Regions from separate parts of the Homo sapiens genome. Here region 1 is linked to region 2. A link is an interaction called in ENCODE POLR2A ChIA-PET data of the cell type or tissue named here. Cell type or tissue: GM12878. All regions are shown on one strand. Each heading gives the region's core, and the rest is flanking DNA. Links, peaks and the distances in the headings are about the cores only.

Region 1 (5,496 bases), core at 155-5,154, 190 kb after region 2:
CATCCATGTAAGATGTGACTTGCTCCTCCTTGCCTTCCGTCATGATTGTGAGGCCTCCCCAGCCATGTGGAACTGTGAGTCCAATTAAACCCCTTTCTTTTGTAAAGTGCCCAGTCTTGGGTATGTATTATCAGCAGCATAAAAACAGACTAATACACTACCTGAGACCAGGCCTTCATCCTCACATGCCTGGACTCTTACAATAGCTTTCCAAATCTTCTCCATGTTTCACCTCTCCTAACCCCTAGTTAGCCTCTAAGTTGCCACTATGGTGATTTTTCTAAAATACAATATCAGGTCACTTCCCAGCTAAAAAGACCTCCCAGAGGTGAGACTGTGGCTGACTCAATTGATGCATTCTCTTCCTTTCCCTTATACCTGGCCCCATACCTACTTGGTGGCTTAATAAATGTCTAGTGGGAGAAAAATGAACATATTTCAACTGTAGGATATTCTAGAATAGTTTGTCTTAAGTTACCCTAATTTGAGGAATTAGGCCTCCTAAATTAGGAAGACAATGAGGGCATATTTTTGGGAGGTGACATAAACATGTATAATCTTTATAAGACTTACTGCATTCTAATGGGTAGGCCTTGTTCCCAAGCATCCCCTGGCTATTATCAATGCAATGGGCAGGAGAAAAAGCGCATTTCTGGACCTCTTCCAAAGTGACCCTCTGTGAGACAGCCACCCTGGCTCAATATGACGGAAATAAGTTTCTCAAGAAGGGAAAATCTTATTTGTGAAACATTAGACACCGTTTTCAGTCCAATGAATCACTTCATTATTTCACTAATAAATCCATTGCTTTCCTTAGTAAAGCCTCTCCTTAGCAAGGCGAAACATGAGTAAAAGGAATATGATCAATAGCAAAGCTTATTTAAGTTTGATCCTTGTCATAAAAAACATTTTGAGTATTAGCAGTGTTTTCTGTTTCTAAGGGACAAGTGCATGCACACACACACACACACATACACACACACACCCTTGAGTGTATGTTTGAATACATGAAATCCCCAGATGTGCACAAGAATTTTCCTCTTCTCCTCCCCCCAAAATGTACTTCTGTTTTCATCCCATTAGTGGGTCTTCCCACAGAAAACACTGCCCCCTCCCATTGCAGTCTTCTCAATGGGGGATGCAGTTGGTTTCTCTGCTCAGTGAACTTTCCTTTTTTCAGGGAAGAAGATTTAATTGCAGGGTTTCACATTAAAAAATAATGTTTAGACTGGGAGGGATCAGCCACATTCAAGGAATGTGGTTTGCTCAGAAATGAGTGGCGCAAATCCCCTGCTTTTTGCCGGCAGGGAACTCAGGAAGAAACTCTTTGGCTGTTGTTGAAATAATCCATATTTGATTACATTTCTTTCAAACAAGTGCTTGATTCACTTGGAACCCAGTTGTTAGGCTTGATGCATGGTCAAAAAAATCTACAACTGCATATGTTGGTCATATGCATGTGATTGGAAAATCCCATAATTCATTTGCTGTAAAGGCAGGCTCCTAAATATTTTTTGCATACCGCAATAACATTTAATTATTTTGCAGCTTGCAATTATGACTCTGACTGTTCTAAATCCTTTGCCTTGCTTTATCATTAGTGACAAAGTTGTACTGTTTTAATTCAGCTCAGGCATGAAAGATGATTTTATTATATGCTTGTCCCTTCCTTGACCAGAGGCTAAAAAAGTCACTTGTCTGATTAAGCCAGCTACAAACTGCAGGAAGTAAGATATCACCTGGAGTAGCCTGTTTATTGGGAATACACTAAAATAAAGTGGTAGGAAACAGCTCTCCCTGCAATTATACATCAAGCTCTAATTTTCCATTCTGAAACATCAACATTCAACCACTAAATCTGATTTTCTTGTGCATGTCACTAGCTTTATGCTTTAGCTCAGACAGTGAAATTCCCCAACTCATCCTCCTGCTGTTCAGCTTTTTGTTGTGGCTGCATAGCAAAGCTCATGTTATCTTACTCCTTTGGAAAAGGCACTCTGAAAGTTCCTTTCCCCCTGTTAAAAACCGGACATGCTTATTGGCAGGCTGAAGCATATAATGCAGCCATGTATACATTTATTTCCAGTGTGAATGTCTTTACTCATAGTGAAGAGAGCAAACTGTTGCACTAGCAAACTGTTGCAGATGAATGATTTCCTTGTCAACAGGACAATGATGTAAAAGGCTTGTTAATACGGACATATTTGTACAATCTCTACATACTTGAAAAAAGCCGGATGAAAAAGAGTATATACTGTGTGATTCCATTTGTGTAGAGTTCAAAACAAACAAAAAGAACCCCAGGTGTTGGAAGCCAGCGTAGTGGTTACTCCTGAGGGGCTAGACTAGAAAAGGCATAAGTGGTGTTTCTGGGTGCTGATAGTGTCCTGGTTTTTGGTCTTCATTATGGTTACATGGGTGCGTTCACTTCATGGGGATGTATGGAGGGTACACTTACAATACATGCACTTTCTGTTTGTATCATATGTTTCAATCAGAGGTTGACACTAGAATACACTGAACATGTTCTTCATGCAGGTCATCAAGATAGTAAGGATTTGAGGGTTTGGACCTAAGACGTTCTGCATTTAGAGCGCAGGATGTTACTGCTGTTTTTCTTCTTTTCTATGTCTCATGACTATTAAGCACCAAAATGCCACACTGTAAATGACCAGTTCCAGTTCTTTTTCTGAGAACATAAGCTGATTGCTTGCTTTCCTGGTACATAAACATGAATTGAGTGTGATGAATTTTTCAAAAAGCATTCTATGGCAAAGACAGCTCCAAGAATAAACACCAAGGCCTCTGCCCATGAAGAGAAGCATTTTAAACAATACTCTCAGCCACCCCCAATCCAACTGCCACCAAACAGTTGAGCTGAAGGGTGAAAGCCCAAGTGCGCTGCAAAACCTGTGAGCAGGAAGTCAGACAGCATAGGTAATGATATCTACTCAGAGCCAGATTCACATCCTACTTAACTCCACGGGAATTCTCAACAGTTGGTCTTGACAACTCCGGCAATGCCAAGGTTCATTAACCTATTTGCGGGTGCTCTGCTTTCTAATCCGCCTGTGTTTAGAAAGAAACGTCCTCAAAATTCTCTGATGCAGCCTGCCACCTGGGTTCAGGGTTGAGTTCATGACGCATTTTGGGACTCGAGATGGGAAGTGAAAGCTTTGGGTGATTCTGAAGTCGAGAGTTTTTCAGTTGGTAATCCCATGAAACATTTAACATCAAATTCACGGTCATCAGAGGAGGCATGGTAGGTAGTCTTCAATGGTTGAGCAAACCTTCCTAGCCTACTATTTATGAAACTAGAGTGTGCTAAAACCCCCAAATATCTGAACCTTTTAGGGTAGACAAAAGAGAACCAGAGCATTTCCTCATGTCCTTCGTTTATTTCTTAGGACGCATGTCTGTGTTTTTCTGCTGAACTGTGGAGTGGGATTTCTGAATCAAATGGTTCCGCCCCATCACCCTGGAGAGCTGGACAACTCTTGTTTGATGGTTTCTATTATGGGCTACCTTTGAGAATCACATTATTTCTAAAACACAGGGACTGCAAAATCTTTTGCTGGGTACTGTCCTTTTTGAGACATTATAGGATGTACAAATTGCCCTCAAGTATTTTCCTGTGTAAAAGGACCGTTGAGTTAACCCTTCATAGTGGGGTTTCTGATATACAATAAGTTTGTTATAACAAGATATTTTCCAAGATTCACAGGAATGAGTCCTCTGGACAGGGGCCAAGACTAGCTTGCCTGCCACTGACCCTGTGATAGATACCCAGAGAAACGATGGAGACAGTCTCTTATATATTAACGGTCAGTCTGCTCTGGTTTCTAAATCTTTCTTTCTTTCTTTCTTTCTTTCTTTCTTTCTTTCTTTCTTTCTTTCTTTCTTTCTTTCTTTCTTTCTTTTCTTTCTTTCTTTCTTTTCTTTTCTGTCTCACCTTCCTGCCTTCGTTTCTTCCTTCCCTCCATCCCTCCCCCACCTCCTTCCTTCCTTCCTTTCTTTCTTTTTTTTCTTTTTTTGGTTTTGGATCAAAACTTTAATAAGGATTCCAGAACAAATAACAGGTAAAATCATGGAGCCTCCAACAAAGCAGAATTGGCATAAGTATACAGCATTTCTGATCTCCCTTTAAAAATCAGCCATCAGCCTAAGATGTGACCACCTTCACTTCAATTCACTGTCAGGTATTTTTTTTAGGTCTAATACTAGAAGATAATTGTGCCTCAATTAAAAGACAAAGTCTCTTAAAGCTACAACTTTTCAGAAGTCATTAGGGAGCGAGTACTAACAGCAAAGGTCCTCATAGTACACCTGGCGACGTGGGAACTGCAAAGGAAGGCTTGTTAGCACAGGGTTCCACAAGGTTTTGCTGGATGAAATAATCGTGTGTATATATCCTGTCTTGGCCTTGGGAAAGAACAAGTTATTTCTGACTGAACTATAATCCAGAATTCTGTCAGTACCTCAGAGTACTAGACAAGCAAGCTCCTGGTTATCCAGGGACAACGTATAGTGCCACTGAAATGCCTTCTGTTTGAAATAAGTAATATGATTATTTGAGATGTAGCATTCAGTGTGCTTTATCATACTACCGATTTTGAACAAATCTTTCCTTTCTGCAAATCGCCTCACAAATAACCTCTTTCCCAGGAGTCACTGGGACTAATTGTTTTGAGAACATAAAGTACTAAGCTTGTCCCTGAGAGTGTATTGACAGAAGCTCATAGTATTCAGGGCAAGTAATTGGATTGTGCTTTTGTGGGCTTGGAGGGAGGGCGGTCAACCATACGCTGCTTTCTAGGTGGAAAGAGGGCTCTGTTTCTTAGCAGAGCAAGGGTTGGAACCAGGACTGCTGATTCTTGTTGCAGCCCACCTTGTCACATACTTACTTTTGCAAAACCAACCTATATTAATCTTCTGAAAGCTGGAGTAAATGATCTACAAATCATGAGTGAGTGGCCACAGGATTGCAGGGGTTAGCTGGAGTGGCAGAGATAGAAGTAGTATTTGATGGAGTCTTGGCATTTTTCTGACAATACCCTGCAAAGATTCCTTGTTGAATTAACCAAAATGTTGAAAAGCTAGAAGGCAAATTTTTTGCTGCTATACCTTTCTGCTGGTCTCCTCATGATTCTTTATTTATGTGACACTAACTCTATGTCCTGTACAAACAGCTTTTAATATATGTAGTAGCACTAATTAAAGCAAGGGAGCTGGAGAAAGGTTTACCTCATTAAGAGAAGCAGCTTTTGTTTTGTTCTAAAGGGCAGCCTGAAACACATTTCATCACTGTTGCTTCTTTAAGAGTATGATTTGTCTTTGACGAGTTCCATTATGAAGAGTAAGTTTAAGGTCAGTGCTGAGAAGAAAATAACTGTGCGTGTGTTTGGGATTGCATCCTCCAGAAAGAGAGGAGAGAAATGACGAATGTGATGTTGACATCAGATTAGAGGCCATGCACCTAGGGAAGATAACTGGGAT
Region 2 (5,496 bases), core at 189-5,188:
GCGATAGGCTATACCATATAGGCTACGTGTGTAGTTGGCTGTACCATCTAGGTTTGTGTAAGTACACCCCATGGTGTTTGCACAATGACCAATGAGGAAATCACCTAACGACACATTTCTCAGAATGTATCCCATTGTTAAATGATTAATGACTTTGTACATTACATAAGTCAATTTTTGTGTATGTGCACACATGTTTTAAAGAATAATATTATCATAGCTGCATTTCTGGGGAAAGTGACAAGAAATTGGTAAGGCTGATAATAAGGATAAAGAGCAGAGGCAAGTAAAGGGAGAAAACACCAATTTTTTATTGTATATGCTTCTGTATTAGTTGATTTAAGTTCATGTATTACTCATATTAAAGATATATTATTTACTCATTTAAATACACAGGTATGTATAATATATATGAACATATGTGTAAATATGGACAGCCAAATAAAAAACAAACTTGGGTGTCTCAATTCCCTGAAAGTATATAAGTGCCTGCTTGCTTATATGCTTAATACACATATTACATATATGTGTGACGATTTACACATATATCTTCACAAATACGTGTGCACATATATGAATATATACGCATACTGTCAGATTCTTAAGTATTCTCCCTTAAACTCAATACATTATTCCATACTTCCAATTTATTTGATGCCTGTTTCCTCCTTCCAAATTAAGAATATTTTAACATCATCTAACTGACAATAATACTATTATAAGTATTACAAAACATGATTCTTTACCCTTTACATTCCTTTAATTTAGTTAAAAGTGTTAGTTAAAGTATTCTAAGGTCAGGCTGGGCATGGTGGCTCGTGCCTGTAATCCTAGTACTTTGGGAAGCCAAGGTGGGCGGATCACCTGAGGTCAGGAGTTTGAGACCACCCTGGCCAACACGGTGAAACCCCGCCTCTACTAAAAATACAAAATTAGACGGGCATGGTGGTGTGCATCTGTAATCCCAGCTATTTGGGAGGCTGAGGCAAGAGAATCACTTGAACCCAGGAGGCGGAGATTGCACTGAGCCAAGATCGTGCCACTGTACTCCAGCCTGGGCAACGAGGGCGAAACTCCATCTCAAAAAACAAAAAAAGTATTCTGAGGTCAGTTAAGAAGTCTGCTCTTTCATCTCAAAATCTGCATCTCTTCTAAAGCACAGCCCCCTCACCAGCACGAATCAGAAATTAAAAAGGTATGAAAAATATAAGTAGGTCTTAGAGGGGAGAAAAATAAAATGAATACAATGGATAAAATCTAACAGCTTTAGTCATCAACTACAGATATGATCTTTATTTGGGAATTATCATCAAAATAAACCAACAAACACCCTAACATCTTACAATTCCTCAAGACTACATTGGGGGCCATTGATTTGTACCCCACATAACCTAATACCTTCCCTTCCCTACCAGAGCAGTTGTTTCCTTTCATCATAACAGCCCCTCACCAGACCATGGAGTGCATGGTCTGGGGAGGACAGGCAGGAATTGGGGACACAAGCAGGAGTTGCTCACCACTGTCCTCAGCACAGAGCTGGACACACAGCAGGCAGGGCACCCAATAATCTCCAGCTTGGCATCAGATAAATGCAATAAATCCAAACCATTCTACGCCATTGGCGCCTACTCAAAAGCAGGGAAGAATTAACATTTTATAACCACAAGAAAAATATACCTTAAAAAAAAAATCCAAGCTCAAAAACTTTAAAATTAACTACATTGTTTAAATAGTCCTTATTATTATTTCTGTAAAATAAATGGCTAAACGGCCAGTCAACTTCCTTTAAAGAATTCATGAGAAAAGTTCACAAATTTTTTGTAGTTTCACAGAAATAGATTAAATATGTAACATTCCAATTATTAATTTTCCATGCTACAATTTTAAATGTAAATGATAGTAACTACTAAGTGATACACTTCAATAAAAATAGAAAATGGTTAAAACATAAAGAAATTTATAGGTAGTCAACTGCAAGATCCATAATACTAATAATTAATCATTATTTAAAAGTTAGTTTTTTAATTAAACTTAAACCCTAACCCTATCCCTAACACTAACTCTAACCAGCCAACACATTCAGAGATATATTCCCTAAACGGATTTTCCAAAGACTAATACTTAGAAAATGTACCACCAAATCTGCTGATGAAAATACACTAAATTATATTTCAGGAAAATAAATTATCTGGAATCCACATTACTATTATTATTGTTGTTCAAAGCCATTAGCCTAACTAAATAACAGTACATATATTTTGTATGTATGTATATATAATAAAGTGTATGTGTGTGTATATATATATACACACACACACACACAGTGTCTTTGTTTGAAATATATCCACCATCCCATTATATATAAACATAATGCCTTCTAGTTATTCGTTTTCACTGTTACCTTGAAGAAATAGCTCAGAGAAGACAATGATAATATTGGGCCCATCATACATTAAAGTGGTTCCGAACAAATATTTATTTATGATAAAATTTATAATGCACAAAATTCCCCATCTAAATCTTCATAATCTAAGCAGTCAAAAAATTCATATGCTTTGAGAAATCATCACAATTCAAACAATGAACAAGTGTCATTTCTTTCACAAAGGAAGTACTTGGCTAAGTCCAACACTTCCAAGGACTCTGGCCAAAAATAACAGTAATTAAGCTTGTAACTTCATATGTATGGATCTGAACTAGTCAAACCAAAAATAGCTTTCTGATCATTTATCAGCTGCTGCCATTTGCCTAAGAAGCTAACTGCAACAAAGAGACTAAGTTAGACAAATCATGGTGAAAACACACAGAAATATAACTGAACTTAAGACTTAAAGCTCTTTTCAGTTATTATGTGGTAGCACAAGAGGGATGGTCATCATGCAATTATTTGGATACTTAACAAGATTAACTATTTCTTAAACTCCCTAAGATACATGTAAAATACACAGCAAAACACAGAATTAACACACACGCACACAGCTCTTAAAACCAATGGAAACAGCGCACAAGCTATCTGTTCCCATCCAGCGTAAGAATCGCTCCCCTTGAAAATTCTCCTCTTGAATGAACAACACTGCCTTTTAGGGATGCCCACAGCACACAGCTTGCCTTCCCCCACTGCTGCCTCAAGCTCATGGTGTTCCTTCTCATGAGAATCACCTCCCCAATGTTCCTTTACACCTGCCTGGGAAGCCCTCATTCTCCTTACTCACAGCCGCACCCTCGCACTTCAGGCCCTACTGGGGGATATCCAACAGTAACAGCTTCCTGTGTGCTGAGTGCTGTTCTGAGGACTTCACATCTACATCTGAACCAGTCAAACCAAAAATAGCTTTCTAATCGTTTATCAGCTCTGCCATTTGCAGAAGCTAACTGCATCATAGAAACCAAGTTAGGCAAATCACAGCAAAAACACACTAAAATAAAACTGGACTTAGAGCTCTTTTCAGTTATTATATTGTAACAACCATTCAATGCACACACACACACACACACACGCACACACACACACACACACACAAAACCTACCTGGGAGGAGACCACCCTTCACCTCCATTTTCCAGAGGAGCAAACAGTGGCACACAGAAGCGAATTCACAGAGCCCGTCAGGGGAAGAACCAGCTTGAACCCAGGCAGATTTGCCTCCAGAACGGGAAGTTGCTGGTACAGTGATACTCTATGCCACATCCCTGTATTCTATGTGTGTATCAAAAGGGCGTCCTGCCTGACCTGGCAACTTCTCATCTTTCATGTGTGAGCATCAATGTCACATGCTCTTGAAGCTCTCTCCTGACACTAACTGGGAGCACTCCAGTGTGCACCAACAGCACCCCACCTCTTCTTGTGTTAAATGTATGTGTGTGACCTTGCTTGTTTCATGTCTGCATCACCCTCTAATATCAAACGCCATGATCAGAATCTATCATAGTTATTCTCCTATCCCAGGTCCCAACATTTATCCACAACTCACCAGTTTTTCATGACATGCTTTAACTCCAACTCTCAGAAACACCTACTAATGATTCCAGGAAAGTAACAGTTTCTTGCCTCCCTATACATTGCACAGACCTTTACCTAGTTCATACAATTTGGCATTTAGTTGCATCCAATTTGTCCACCATGATTTAGGTCTTTTTTGGGCCTTAAATTATCTATTATGTGTGAATCTCTTTTCCATCTGAGATGTTTTAGCAACCTGAAGATAGAAGAGCCAACCCCACAGTATGTGTACAGCCCTAGAAACACAGCATATGCTCAATATGGCTGGATTCACATCTGTTGGAGGGAAAGAACATACTGAAAATGTCTTGACTGCTTCATGAAGGCCCACTGGGAAATCGGGATGGAAAATCAAATTGAAAAATTCCTTTTGCAGGGAAAAACAGAGCAGCCACTAACTGATCTAACTGATCAACAGAAGTGTAATGGGAATATGTGTGTGTACGGCGTGGGGAGGGGACACACAAAAAATGAAAACTCCATGAAGCTGTCAGGAAAGGTAGCCTCTCCCTTCTCTTCCCTTTTGTCTTCTCTTGGGCTAGACCTAAGAACCAAGAGTTCTCAGTTCTGGCTCAAAACTGAAGTTTCATTTTACTATGGTAGAAATCACAGACAGACACATGCAGATACATACAATTTCACCAGCATAATTTTGCAGAATAAAAAAAGGTTTTATCACCACTACTGAAATAATGAACACTAAAAAGTACCTTATAATACTATCATTTAAGTTGCAATTACAATTCGTGGTGATGTCACCCACTGCTGTTAACAAACGATCATTAAGTTCTGCTTGTGATGACCTTATTGAAATAGCTCCCAAAACAGCCTGCTGAGGTTATTTGCTGAGAAAGAAAGAAACTTCATCTGGTTTCCCTGACTGTTGTAACACAGAAAGAGTCTGGAATACTTTAGTCATTACCATTTACAAAATTTATGATACATATGCCGTTCCCACTATAGGGATGCATTGCTTCCAGAAATCCGTAAACTTCAAAATTGTGACTCAAAAACACTGAGTCACAATACATTAAAAAAAATTTATTTGGTGTCCAATGAATTATTTAGTTTACAAGTAGATGCATTAGAGAAGAAAGCTCTAGGGTCAAGGCCAGAAACCTGGGTAGGAGCAAGCAACCTGGCAAGAATCCAGGAAGAGGGAATATTATATATTATACCAAGGCATGTTCCTTGCCAAAATCTGAGGTCTCTCATTTTCCAAGATCACACCTAATCTTCAAACCAAGGCAAATCATGGAAGTTTTAAATATGGGAGTCACTTGGCAGTCCCAAACTTAAGACCCAAGGTTTGCAGTGCTCAGGAAGGTCTAGGACATGCAATGATTTTTACCACTAAGAAACATATGTGAATCTCATGCATGGTGAAGCTGGTACACAAGAGGTTTCACTTGGTTGGAGAGTCAGTCTTGCAGACTGCCCAGTGACCACCTCTCAAAACCTTCACTGTTCTTTATTAAGTGCTGTCAAATGTGTAAT

The links. Peaks named below come from ENCODE experiments on the same cell type or tissue, not always from the same donor. Only the 100,000 strongest peaks of a DNase experiment are listed, where the experiment ranks them.
Region 1: POLR2A ChIA-PET joins it to region 2 with 5 read pairs; 1 of 35 experiments calls an interaction of 5 or more read pairs at or near these places.

The regions. Positions count from the first base shown.
Region 1 is chr6:11,874,786-11,880,281 of GRCh38, reverse strand. No RefSeq gene overlaps it. Among named protein-coding and RNA genes, the nearest start is that of ADTRP, 99 kb to the right of the region's middle. RefSeq lists an enhancer at 3,098-3,317. In GM12878, for the core only: no CTCF peak of the experiment used is centred there; DNase peaks (open chromatin) are centred at 2,134, 2,419 and 3,151; H3K4me3 peaks cover 704 bases; H3K27ac peaks cover 3,048 bases.
Region 2 is chr6:12,063,694-12,069,189 of GRCh38, reverse strand. The region is part of intron 2 of HIVEP1 (HIVEP zinc finger 1); the gene reads right to left. Among named protein-coding and RNA genes, the nearest start is that of HIVEP1, 54 kb to the right of the region's middle. In GM12878, for the core only: no CTCF peak of the experiment used is centred there; a DNase peak (open chromatin) is centred at 3,292; H3K4me3 peaks cover 2,540 bases; H3K27ac peaks cover 2,737 bases.